Linked DNA regions of Homo sapiens: regions 1 and 2 are each linked to region 3. The links are chromatin contacts, found by Hi-C or POLR2A ChIA-PET in ENCODE. All regions are on one chromosome and are shown on one strand. Each heading gives the region's core, a stretch centred on a gene start or an enhancer-like site at or near the end of the contact. The rest is flanking DNA. Distances are from core to core; before and after follow the strand shown.

Evidence for each region. A loop is a pair of places that touch in the nucleus more often than their neighbours do. ChIA-PET counts read pairs that join two places held with the same protein, here RNA polymerase II (POLR2A). Pooled maps may share reads with other maps.
Region 1: a map of dorsolateral prefrontal cortex shows a loop between it and region 3 (2.5-fold over the local background). The contact joins the promoter of GALNT15 here to the promoter of BTD in region 3. A Hi-C loop is called at or near these places in 1 of 168 maps with a recorded cell type or tissue (dorsolateral prefrontal cortex) and 6 of 50 pooled maps. POLR2A ChIA-PET finds 5 or more read pairs at or near these places in 1 of 52 experiments (CD8-positive, alpha-beta T cell).
Region 2: a loop to region 3 is called in a map of HepG2, with 5 times the contacts of the local background. The contact joins the enhancer-like site here to the promoter of BTD in region 3. A Hi-C loop is called at or near these places in 2 of 168 maps with a recorded cell type or tissue (HepG2 and PC-9), 2 of 37 single-sample maps with no recorded cell type and 7 of 50 pooled maps. POLR2A ChIA-PET finds 5 or more read pairs at or near these places in 2 of 52 experiments (HepG2 and Panc1).

The regions. Positions count from the first base shown.
Region 1 is chr3:16,172,132-16,176,150 of GRCh38, reverse strand. GALNT15 (polypeptide N-acetylgalactosaminyltransferase 15) reads right to left here and starts at 1,471. Exons shown (of 10, transcript NM_054110.5): 1 at 461-1,471. The coding sequence starts at 999.
Region 2 is chr3:16,237,730-16,241,334 of GRCh38, reverse strand. It overlaps a transcript of GALNT15 not described here. Among named protein-coding and RNA genes, the nearest start is that of DPH3, 25 kb to the left of the region's middle. Within about 2 kb of position 2,039, at least 4 of the 41 ENCODE cell types and tissues checked have a DNase peak (open chromatin) inside an H3K27ac peak, as active enhancers do.
Region 3 is chr3:15,599,402-15,603,403 of GRCh38, reverse strand. It overlaps BTD (biotinidase), which reads right to left and starts at 1,659. Exons shown (of 4, transcript NM_001370658.1): 1 at 1,510-1,659. HACL1 (2-hydroxyacyl-CoA lyase 1) reads left to right here and starts at 1,835. Exons shown (of 17, transcript NM_012260.4): 1 at 1,835-2,021; 2 at 2,210-2,314. The coding sequence starts at 1,941. RefSeq lists a silencer at 1,387-1,446 and an enhancer at 1,288-1,930.

The sequences.
Region 1 (4,019 bases), core at 222-2,721, 570 kb before region 3:
AAACACTAACAATAACCCTAAAATCAAAATGTAGTGGAGTCAGAGTGTTAGAACTGGCAAATGTCTGCTCTAACCTCCCTTCTGTGTTATAGAAATAAAGCCATTTGACCTAAAGACAGAAGAACTAGAACCCAGGACGGAGAAGAGAATGAACAAGCAAGAGTCCTCACTTTCTGCTTTCTAGGACAATGATTCTCACCTGAAGGGCTTGTTCATACAGACCACTGGACCCCACCCAGAGTTTCTTGTTTGGCAGGTCTGGGATGGGGTCTGAGAATCTGCATTTCTGAGAACCCACCAGTGCCCAGGGGCTGCTGACGCTGCTGGCCCAGGTACTGCATCTTGAAAAGCACTTGCTCTAAGTCAGGAGAGGCAGGCTACGGAAAGTTTGCATTCCCGAGTTTGCTACCACCCGATCATGCCCTGGGATCAGGGAAGGGAAAACAAGGGCCTTACTTACAGTGGGTGCCGCACCTCGGGCAGAGCCCTCTGGAGGGGGATGCGGGCACTGAGTGCCTCCTGGAGGCCACGTGGGTCCAGGCTGAACGGGGTCAACTCCTCTTCTTCAGACACCTCCCCGTCCTCATCAGCCCCCCAGTCCCTCTTTGGGGCTTCCTTATCCTGCCTCCTTGGCTGCTTGATGAGGCGGTAGCTCCCACCTCTCCTGCCCTGGCTCTGGTTCCTTCTGGCCTGGGGTAAGGCCACGGCCACCAGCAGCTGATCCTCCCGCAGTGAGATAAAGGGTGGCAGGCCCTCCAGAGGGCTGTACTCTTCACCCTCATCCTCAGCTTCCAGTACCCAATCCTGGGATTCCCCAAAGTCCAGGCGGTACCTGGCTTCAGGGCTGTGCTTGCTGGCTTGGGCTGTGACAGTCTGGTGCAGGGTGTGGTGGGGAGGGTGCAACATCGCCACCATCATCAGGACGCATCCCAGCATCAGGAGCAGCAGGAGGAACTGGAGTCTGCATGGTCTGTGCCTGTATCGCTTCCTTAGGAGCATGTTGCTAGAACTTGCCAAATGCAACAGGTCATGTTCAAGTTAGCTTTCTCCCGCTCCAGGCTCCTTCAAGCTTGCAGCAGAACCTGGGTTGCTTGTTCCACCTGGAAGTTTTTCTGCCAGTCACTTAACCTGGTCCTGACATTTGCCAACAGCGTGTGCAAGACCTGCTTCCACTTACAATCAGAAAACCACAGGACCCAAGTTTCACCCCAAGTCCTCTCTGAGTGGATTTCTTTAATTGCCTTCTGAAAGCCCATTCACAGGGACTTCAAATTGAATTGCTTCCCTCCCTTTACCCCGGTTTTCTCCTTGGGAAAAAAATAATGATTCCATTCTGCTCAGGTGTTTCTTTCCCCCTTTGTATAAATAGGTTGCTATGAGGTGTCTGGGATGAGCTGGTGGGTTCTCAGTCAAGCAGGGCTGACAGCCGTCCCTCTTTGGACGCTTCCAGTCAGGTCAGATCAACAGATGTAAAGCCGGCAGGCAGTGCCTGGTTTCCTTTCACACATAGCTCCACTCAGCCGAGAGCCCTCTGCCAGACACAACCCAGAGCCAAGCGTGCGCGTCACTCCTGGTCCTAATGCCCTCACTGTTCCCAGGCTTTGCACAACTCGGTGTGGTCACTGCTAGAGCCAAATCAAAACAGGAATATCCCAAGAGTTCAGAAGGAAAGACTAATACCCTCTGATTCAGAAAGGCTGTGTGTGTGGCATAGCTGCAAGGAGCTGCAGCTGTCTGTTTGCAACCTCAGCCTCCCATGGGGGATCAGGCAAACTAGGTTGGACTCTCCTTCCCTTCCTGGGGACCACTGTCCCTGGCCTCCTGAAAATGAGGGAGCTAAGGGAGATGATCTTGCAAGTCCCTTCTTCTCCCACAAGAGCAGCTGAATGCCTGCTCTGCCCTGGCCACCAAGGGGGACGCTGGAAGAGGAGTGGCATGCTCTTTCCCTCATAAAGCTTCCTTCATTTAACCAACACATAATTAATGAACACATGCTATGTGCCAAAATTGTTCTGGGAACTGGAAGTAGAGCAATGAATAACACAGACAAAAATGTGTGTCTCATGGAGCTTGCATTCTAGTGACAGATACAATTAAAACTATCCACTGGGTCAGATAGTGATGAGGATGAAGGCAAAAAAGCAGAGCAGGGATGGGGCTGGGGAGCATGGGCTGGGCTTGGAAATGGACATTGAGTGGTGGAGAAAGGTTTCATGGAAGAGTTACCATTTGTGTAAAGGAGAGGGCTGCACAGCTATTTGAGGTTGAGTGTTCGGGGCAGACAGAATGATAAATGTGAAGGTTCCAAGGCAAGAGTATGCTGGCATGTCTGAGGAACAGCCGGCATGGCTGAAGCAAAGAGAGCAGGGTGGAGCCTGATGGGAAGTGGAATAAGAGAGGCAAGGGGGCGGGGGGCAGGAGGACCATGCAGGACACCCCCTGGTTGCATTGAAGGAACTTTGGCTTTTCCTCTGAGTGAGAGGGGAGCCCTTAGAGGAGAGACACAATCTGACTTGGGTTTTAACTGGATCATTCTGGCTGCTGGGTTGAGACTAATCAGTGGGGGGCAAAAAGCAGGAGCAGGGAGACCAACCAAGAGGTTCTTGGCTTGCACTAAGTGGCATCGGTGGTGACAGGGGTCAGCTTGTGGATATACTTTAAGGAAGAACCTATAGGATTTGCTGATGAATTAATGACTAATGTGAGAGGAAGAGAAGAGTCAAGATGAGTTCAAATTTTTGTTCTGAGTAGTTGGAAGAATAGACTTGCCATTAACCAAGATGGGGAAGGAGAGAAGGTGGAAGGAGATGAATGCATGCCAGTGGCTTGATTTGGAACATGTGACATTCGAGATGTCCTCTAGACAGCTAAGAGGAGATGAAGTGAAGGCAGCAGTTGTAGGATAGCTGAAGGTCAGGGGGAGGTCTGGCCTGCATATACAAAGCTGGACTCCAGCAGCACTCAGATAGTGTTTGAAGCCGTGAGACCTGAGATCACTGAGGGAGTGAGGTAGGTAGAAGGGAGAAGAGAATCCAGCATGCTCAGTTTTCAGGCTTCTGGCTTGAACAGGTTGAAGGATAGCTGACCATCACCATGAGCAGTGTTTCTTCTGATGGCTGTAAAGCAGCCATGCTGTCTGCAACCAAGAGTGGAGGGGGGAAAACTGCCATTGGGGAAGTCCTGCAATGAACTTGCTCATTGTTTTTGTCTTTATTTTGATCTTAGAATGTCAGCTAAAATGTTTGTGGAAAAAAATGTTTTACCTTTTGACTCAGTTGTTTCTTCCAGTGTGTGTGGTGTGTCTGTGCACACTCACGTGCACAAGCATGTATACACGTGTGTTTTCATGAAGTCAGAGGTGAAATAGTGGGTTATGTGTGGTTGTTCTCCTGGAATCCCATTGTAATGCCCCAGTGGACAGTGCTTAGCAATTTCTGGATTGAATTGTGTCTTCCAAATCTCAAATCACGGTGTATTGCCAGGTGGGAATACTGTGTCATTTCCAAATTCAAGAGGCAGACACCCTGGGAGATGTAGTTCAGAATATCTGGGGACATTTTGAGGTTAATGAGGATGAAGGATTAGAAGGTTCCAAATCCAGGAGGCCTTCAGAAAACTGAGTGTGCAGAGTCACCATCTTCCACTCATCTCTAGCAACGCTGTGCTTGAACTTACCAAGAACAGCCCACCCCAGGGCTGTCACCCTGGCCAGCCCACTGCTTGAGCACTCTTTCCCCAGAAAGTCATCCATATGGCTCATTTCTTCATTTTTGTGTTCCCCAGAAAGTCATCCATGTGGCTCATTTCTTCATTTTTGTGTTCACTCCAATGTCACCTATTTAGTGAAGGCTTCGTGGACCCCCCATTCTACATTGAAACCCCTCATCAACATGGGGCTTTCTTTGAGAATCTCTGTGGCTCTTCTCAACACCTGGAAAATTAAAATACTAAGGTGTTTATTGTCTGTTTCTCCACCCACTCCCATAAAACATAAGCTCCACAAGGGTAGGGCTTTTGTT
Region 2 (3,605 bases), core at 790-3,289, 640 kb before region 3:
CTTTCATTCTGCTTGTTTCTAGGCACAAAAGAAAGATGCTGTGATCGCTTTAGTTGAAGTTCAACAAGCATGTATTACGTGCCTGTCAAGAGTCAGATACTATGCTAGGGACTCTGGGCAAAAAGCTAAGCAAAATTTGTTTAAAGTCCAGAGGAGGAAACATCTTTTTGATAATTTTAACACAAAGTGGTCCATGTTAAGACAGGGCTACATATGCAGTGCTCCAGAAGAGGGGTAATTAATTCAGCCCGGGGGTTCGAGGAAGACCCTCCAGAGACATGATGTATATGAGTCATGCATGATAGGTAAGAAGAAGCTGGCAAACGGAGGGAAGGGCATTCTGTGCAGAGGGAACAGAGCATGGTTAGAGCAGAGACAAGGAAAAGGGTGTTGTATTGGGAACTACAAAAACTTTGGTGTTCAGAGATGGGGCAAATAGTAGCAGGTGAGTCCAGAGGGTGGAGGCAGGGTCAGGGAGGAACTTGTAGTCAGGCTGTGCTGGGGAGGCGGGTCATTACTCTGAAGGTGATGCGGAGTCATAGAAGAGATTATGGAAGGAGAGTGCTTTAGGTTGATTACTCGGGCTCTAGTGTAGATTGAAGGTGCTTGAGTGTGTGAATCTGAGGTTCATGGTTGGAGTCAAGGCTGGAGAAACACTTGGAAATTACTGAAACATAGGTGGATTATTACTTCACAATACATATTTTAAGGATCACTATAAGCTGGGCATATCCCCATGGCAGTGTTTGAAAAAGATTGTTATTTACAAATATAGGTCTATTTTGTGTCCCACTTGGCAAATGCATCAAAAGGAGCACTTGATTGCCTTCCTGGAAATGTTTTTGAAATATCTCTGCCTTCCCAGAAACCAGGGAGTCCATATTCAACTCTGACTGAGTCTGTGCTGACATAAAATTCAGTGAAGATGATATTTTGCAATTTTCTGATTCATGAGTGACTCATCAAGTCATCCACGCCAGTGGTTCAGAAAACACACGGGACAAGGCCCTAGAGGTGTGACCTTGGTAAATAACAGATATTTAATAAATATTTATTGTTTTTAAATCTGCAAAGTAATCCTAAGAACTAGAATTCACTCTGGAAAGGGCATTATAATCTGGTTTGTTAATCATGAACATATCATCCAGAAACTTAACTTTGTGCTTTGCAAACTACCTAAAGCACAGCCAGTGAAATTTGTCACAGCACAGAAAGGTTTTCACTTTACCAACCCAGCCCTCATGAGTATCGGCCAGATGCCATTACCTTCTGTGCTTTCTGAATGGACTAAGAAGGGGAGGATTAGAACCAAAGGGTTGGAGGATTTTGTCTTAAGCATCTGTCTTATGGTAAAGCCTTGAGAAAATCCAGAGGCCCCTTGACACTACCATGTAACGGCTTTTCCCATTAATGGGAAGCAGATGGGGTTAAAAGGTTGTCACTATTGTTTTAAGCAAGATTCTCACGCAACTTCCTATATCATATGTTTACAACAAAGGAAGAAAATCATCATATATCCCATGGGAAGCCCACCCCCTTCACTTTTACACGCCATGCTTACTTGCCTTTTATGTTTCTTTTAGAAAGCAAGTAGAAACCAGAATCTCAGAGACAAGAATAAAGTGAAAGAGTTCTATTGGTTGTCACACCTGGGCCACAAATTTTATTGGAAGCTGTGCAGTAAAAGAAATCAGAACACCATTGCTTCCCAGAGTGTTTGACCGATTATGATAGCAGTGGCTGAGTTCCAGATGGCAGGCACTTTCCTCATATCCCAAACTGAGTACACGGAGCTGCTTCTGGGGCATTGAAGGTTCCTACTTGGGCAGAGGGCAGGAGCTGAATGGATAATACCCAGGAATTGTGAGCACAGGATTTTATAGGTCTCTGTCTCAGTGTCCTGCAGTTTTCATCCCATGACATTAAAAAAAGAAGCTGAGCCCAATCTTGCCTGAGAGAGGAGGCATCTCAAAATGCATGTACTGTCACTGGCCATCCATCTGCCAACTTCCCACTTCCTGGTTTGCAGAACCTTTGTGAGGTTCTGGGTGGCAATGTGCCCAGCCTTTGCTGAGGTACTTTCCTTGCCACTGTCCCAGCCACCCTTGCTGCTAGGACTCTGGCCAATGAGACAGATGGGAAGGTCTGCTGGGGGGCTTCTGGGAAAGATCTTGCTTTCTCAGTGAAGAGAAAGACATTATTAATGAGGAGAACTTGCTTCTGCCGCCCTCTCCATCCTGTTTGGGATTCTGGGGCCAGGATGTCATGTTTGGTGTTGTGGTGACCATCTTGTGCTGGTAAAGAGACAGAAACCAGGATCAAAAGCCAACAGGAATGGTGAGTGGAAGTTTAAAAAGAGCCTGGATCATAGGTGTCTGTAAGCCATTGTACCAGGCACAGAACTGCCTGTCCTCAACTAGGCATGTGAGATGACTAAAGTTCTTTATTTCTTAAGCCCCTGGGAGTTGGTTATTCTGCTCCTTGTACCTGAATGCATCCAAACCAATGCACCTAATTTTGGCAGGTCCTAAAACAACCTGGCCCTTATTTTTACCCATTCCCATTTGGACAGTCCCTGTTTTATTTTCTTTACTCACAAATACTGGGAGGCAATCAAATGTGGAAGTTAAATGTGAAGGCCTTGGAACCAAATGAAACTGGGTTTGTGATCTAGGTCCATCACTTTGGAAGTTGCATAGCCTTAGGAAAATTACTCTGCCTGTGGAAACCTCACCCTTCAACTATAAAATGAGATAATATAAAACGGAGATAATAGTAGTCCTTACATCATTGGCCTATTGTGATTATAAGAAAAAATAACTTGAGTACAACAACTATTGCAATGTTGTTACAATATTAACAACAATATTAATATTAATGTTGTTAATATTGTAACAACATTACAATAGTAATAGTACATAGTACTAACAATGGTAATGTTATTACTATTATCATAGTAATAGTATGTGCTAGTAAGTTAGTACAGCCTTAGCACTATGGTTGTTGTTATTACTATGATTTCTGGCAGTGAATACATATGTTTGGTCACAGAGATATTACTGTCTAATGATGTCCACATTTTTCTCTAGTTGATTTTTCTCCCAACTCTTGAAATGTCATTTTTCTATATCCTAACTCCTGGTTTTTTCTCCTCCATACTGGAATCCACGAAGTCAAGCAACCAACTCCATGGTAACTGCTAAGAGGAAAATAAGGAAGTGTAGACCATGGCTCTTTGCTAAAAGAAGCCTATAACTTATTCTGGAAGATAATTCTGCAGAGCCGTACTGAATAACAGTGTAGGGAAAAGAGCCACCTTAAAGCAACACATATCACTTGTCCATCTGGATCCCACCTGCAAGGCTAGCGTCATCTGGATAGAGAGATTAGGTGAGGAGGTAGCAGATAGGTAGGTGGGGGATCCTGAATACCTGACAAGCTGAGGGGTGAGGCCATTGCGTAAACCAGTCTGTGAGGGGATATTATAGCCAGGGTCAGGGAGCGGGAACCTCAAGGAGACAGTGGTGGCTCCACCATCAGACAAACCAACCCACTACCTAGACCCAGGTGCCAGGGCCTCCCAAGGAGAGTGGTCAAGGATATGC
Region 3 (4,002 bases), core at 410-2,909:
TTACAGGTGTGAGCCACTGCGCCCAGCCACTAGCTTGCTTTTGATTTTACAGGCTCATAGGCGGAAGGGACTTGCCTTGTCTCAGATGAAACTCTGGACTGTGGACTTTCGAGTTAATGCTGAAATGAGTTAAGACTTTGGGGGACTGTTGGGAAGGCATGATTGGTTTTGAAATGTGAGGATATGATATTTGGGAGGGGCCAGGGGCAGAACAGTTTGGCTGTGTCCTCATCCAAATCTCATCTTGAATTATAGCTCCCATAATCCCCACATGTGGTGAGAGGGACCCAGTGGGAAGTAACTGAATCATGGGGAGGGGATTTTTCCCATGCTGTTCTAATGATAGTAAGTCTCATGAGATCTGATGGTTTTATAAAGGGCAGTTCCCCTGCACACGCTCTCTTGCCTGCCACCATGTAAGACATGCCTTTGCTCCTCCTTCACCTTCTGCCATGATTGTGAGGCCTCCGTAGCCATTTGGAACTGTGAGACCATTAAACCTCTTTTTCTTTATAAATTACCCAGTTTTGGGTATTTCTTTATAGCAGTATGAAAATGGACTAACACCGTCCACATATGCAGGGAGGCAACCACTTCACTCTCCTCTGCTTGGGGTGGGGTTGAGGGGTTGAGAAAAAGAGGGGAAGACCTTTTGAAAAGACCCAGGACTACAGTTTGAAAATGTCTGGGTTTAGAAATCGTTTCACTTCCAGTGCTTCTCACTCATTTCACTACCCATGACCCACTCCCCTCTCATCTCTTTACTGTCCACTTATCACTGTTCTTTTTGCTTAAAATGACTCCAAATCCTCAAAAAATTAAAAGTTCCACTGTTTATTACAATTGGAAATTTTATGTTTATTGTCACTGAGCAGAGGGTCTAATGACTCCAAGGCAGTAGTTTCAGATATTGCACATTGCAAACGATTTTCACACAAAAATGTTTTAAAAGGCTATCGGGTGCAGGGCTGGTTGTAGGTAGGGACCCAACCTAAGAATTATGAAACGCCATAGTTCCTAATTTTGGAAAGATATTAGCGGAGAGTAATATGGATTAGTAGCAAGGGCTGGAGAAAACAGTGCTCTATACTACCTTCAAGGTGCTCTTTTCATCGCTTGTGACCCAATGGCTGAATAGTGGGTAGGAAACAGGATTCAGGATCTCAGGCACGGTCTGGATCTACTGACTCTGAGCGTCATTTTATCTCTTGCTGGGGTACACATCTGCTTCTGGATTTAAGTAACGTGCGCTACAATAATTTAAGGACTATAAAACCACAAGGTTATGAGAGCGTAAACCACAAAGCGTGTAAGTAAATGCCTAGAAAACGCAACGCGGTAGCACAGCAGCAACGCACAAACAGCCCCAGCAAACGACGCGCGCCGGGCTTCCCAGCTCCCGGCAGCCTTTGCGCAGCCCTCCCCAAGTCCAACTGGGCGCCCGGGGCGGGGTCTGGACCGCACGCCCTTACCACACCCCCTCCGCGCCGCACCACGCCCCCTCCGTACCTGCTCTTAGCGCGCCTTCCGCCCTGAATATGCGCATGCGCCATTCTCCCTTTACAGCCCCGAAAACGCTCCAGCTGGCCGACTCGGAGACAATGGCGAGAGGCCTCAGAGTTCGGCTTCTTACCTGCTTTGCATAGGCAGCAATCTCCTGCTAGTCCCGCCTCCCTCTGGCATTCTGGCGCGCGAATGGAGGAGCCGAGAAGAGAGCGCAGTTCTGATTGGAGAACGCGCGTGTTTACATTCTCACCTCTCCCGGGAAGTGGACGAATTTAGACCGCCTCTTCCTTCCCGTTGTTTAAGGCAGTTGGTTGCCCTCCTGTCCGTCAGAGGTGCAGTACCAGAGGTGGCGTGCTGCCGATTTCGCGTTTGCCTTGCTGGATGATTCCGCTTGTTTGCCGGCTGCGTGAGTGCTTAGAGCTTTTCGGTGGAAGATGCCGGACAGTAACTTCGCAGAGCGCAGCGAGGAGCAGGTGTCTGGTGCTAAAGTCATCGCTCAGGCCCTGAAAACGCAAGTACGATGGACCTTCCTGGAATGAAAGGCTCCTACGGAAGCTGGCGGGGACCGCGATGTTGTCTTGGAGACGAGTAGAAATGGGCGATGGGGGTCGGGGGGTTTTCCTTTTAGCGCCCGGGAGGGAGGGAAGGATGTGGCGATATGGTGGGGCCTTGGGAGTTTACTCCCCTGTTCTTCGTTCCTCAGGATGTGGAGTACATATTTGGCATCGTAGGCATCCCAGTGACCGAAATCGCCATTGCTGCCCAGCAGCTAGGCATCAAGTACATCGGGATGAGGAATGAGCAAGCGGTGAGTATGGACTCAGGTGGCTGAATGCGTTACTGGGAATGATCAGTAATAGCGGTAGGTATGCATTGCAAACACCCAGATAGCGCTTACCACTCTTCTGCTACTTTACATATATCATATCAATCACTGTTGAATATTAACTGTTGTTACACCAAGTTGACAGATGAGAAAAGACACAGGTTAAGTAAAACTTGCCTTTGGTGACACAGCTGGTAGTAGCAGAGCCAGGGTTTGAACCCACGTATTCTGGGTCTGAGTCCATTCTCTTACTACTATACTGTATGTCATGATTGGAATGGACAGTTTATGAGTAAAGTCTGACTTCCCTATTAGGCTACAAGCTCCATTAGAGCAGGGATATTATTTCTTCACGACACATCTGTACCCCCAGTGCTTAGTGTGGTGCCTGCATAAGAAAGGTGTTCAGAGATTACCTGTGGGATAAATGAGTGAAGGCCAAGGCTTTGTTGTATGATTGGTTCGGGGCAGGGTGGAGGATATCACAAATGGTAGTGCCTTGATGGAAACTCAGATGGCTCAGATCCTAGCCTGATGCTTTTTCCACCACATCATGCTGCCACCTTTCTTAGAGGCTTATTTGGAAGCAGGATAAGGAAGATACGACGTTTTGTCAATCCACTTTAAGTGCATCCTCTGCCAATCCACCTTGCTCTTCTCTCAGTAGTGCGGGCTTGAAAGGTCAAGAATCCACTTCTGTGATATCACATACTCTCAGTCCAGCTGAGGCTAAATATTCCTGCTTTACACTCCCACCGTTGCCTTCTAATTTAAATTCTTGCCTCCTCTTGCCCAAACAACTGCCTGGCCACCCTAAGTGGTGCCTTTTGCCATCATACATGAGTGCCTGGAGGGCAGAAGTTGTGATTCATTTGTTATATCACCACAGTGCCTGGCTTGGTTTGTGCTTTCACGTGGTGTAGATGCTTAATATTATACATTATTTATTAATTGAATGACATTCTTTATTGAATGACATTCTTTATTGAATGACATTCTTTATCTACAAGGTTTGAGATTTGTATTTTTTAATCTTAAAACTAGGAGGTTTTGAGTTTCTGTTGCTTCTACATTTTACTTGTCTTTGTTAGAACAACATTCTGTTCTTTCATCTGTGTGAAAAAATGAAGCTATTGACCTATGAATGGAACCTATACTTAACTGTTTTTGTAGAGATGACATATCTGCCACTGATTTCTTCATACAGCAAACATTTATTGACTAAGTACTGTATACTAAGGATTGTGCTACATAACCTGTAGGAGAGAGGGATGTAAAGAAGGAGTGAGGTTTAGTCTTGATCTTCACGTTGATCAGTCCTGGAAGGTGAGGGTAAGACTTACAGAAAAAGACTCATCTATTATAACTCTCACAATAGATGTAGTAGCACAGAAGGGGTGACTGGTTCTCTTTGAGGACAGAGAAGATTGCCTGTAGAGGTAATGTTAGTTCATGTGGTTCCCTCAAGGTAGGTAAAGGCATGGTGAGCTGTGAGACTGGTAGGTAGGTTGAGGGGAGGTTGTGGGAAATCTAAAAAGAGTTTGAATTTTTTTTTTTTTTTAACAGTAGGCAATGGGGGAGACTAAAGGTTTTTCTAAACAGGTGGGCGATGTAATTAGATTTGTACTTCAGAAAGATGATGCGAGGCATGGTTGTACATGCCAGTAATC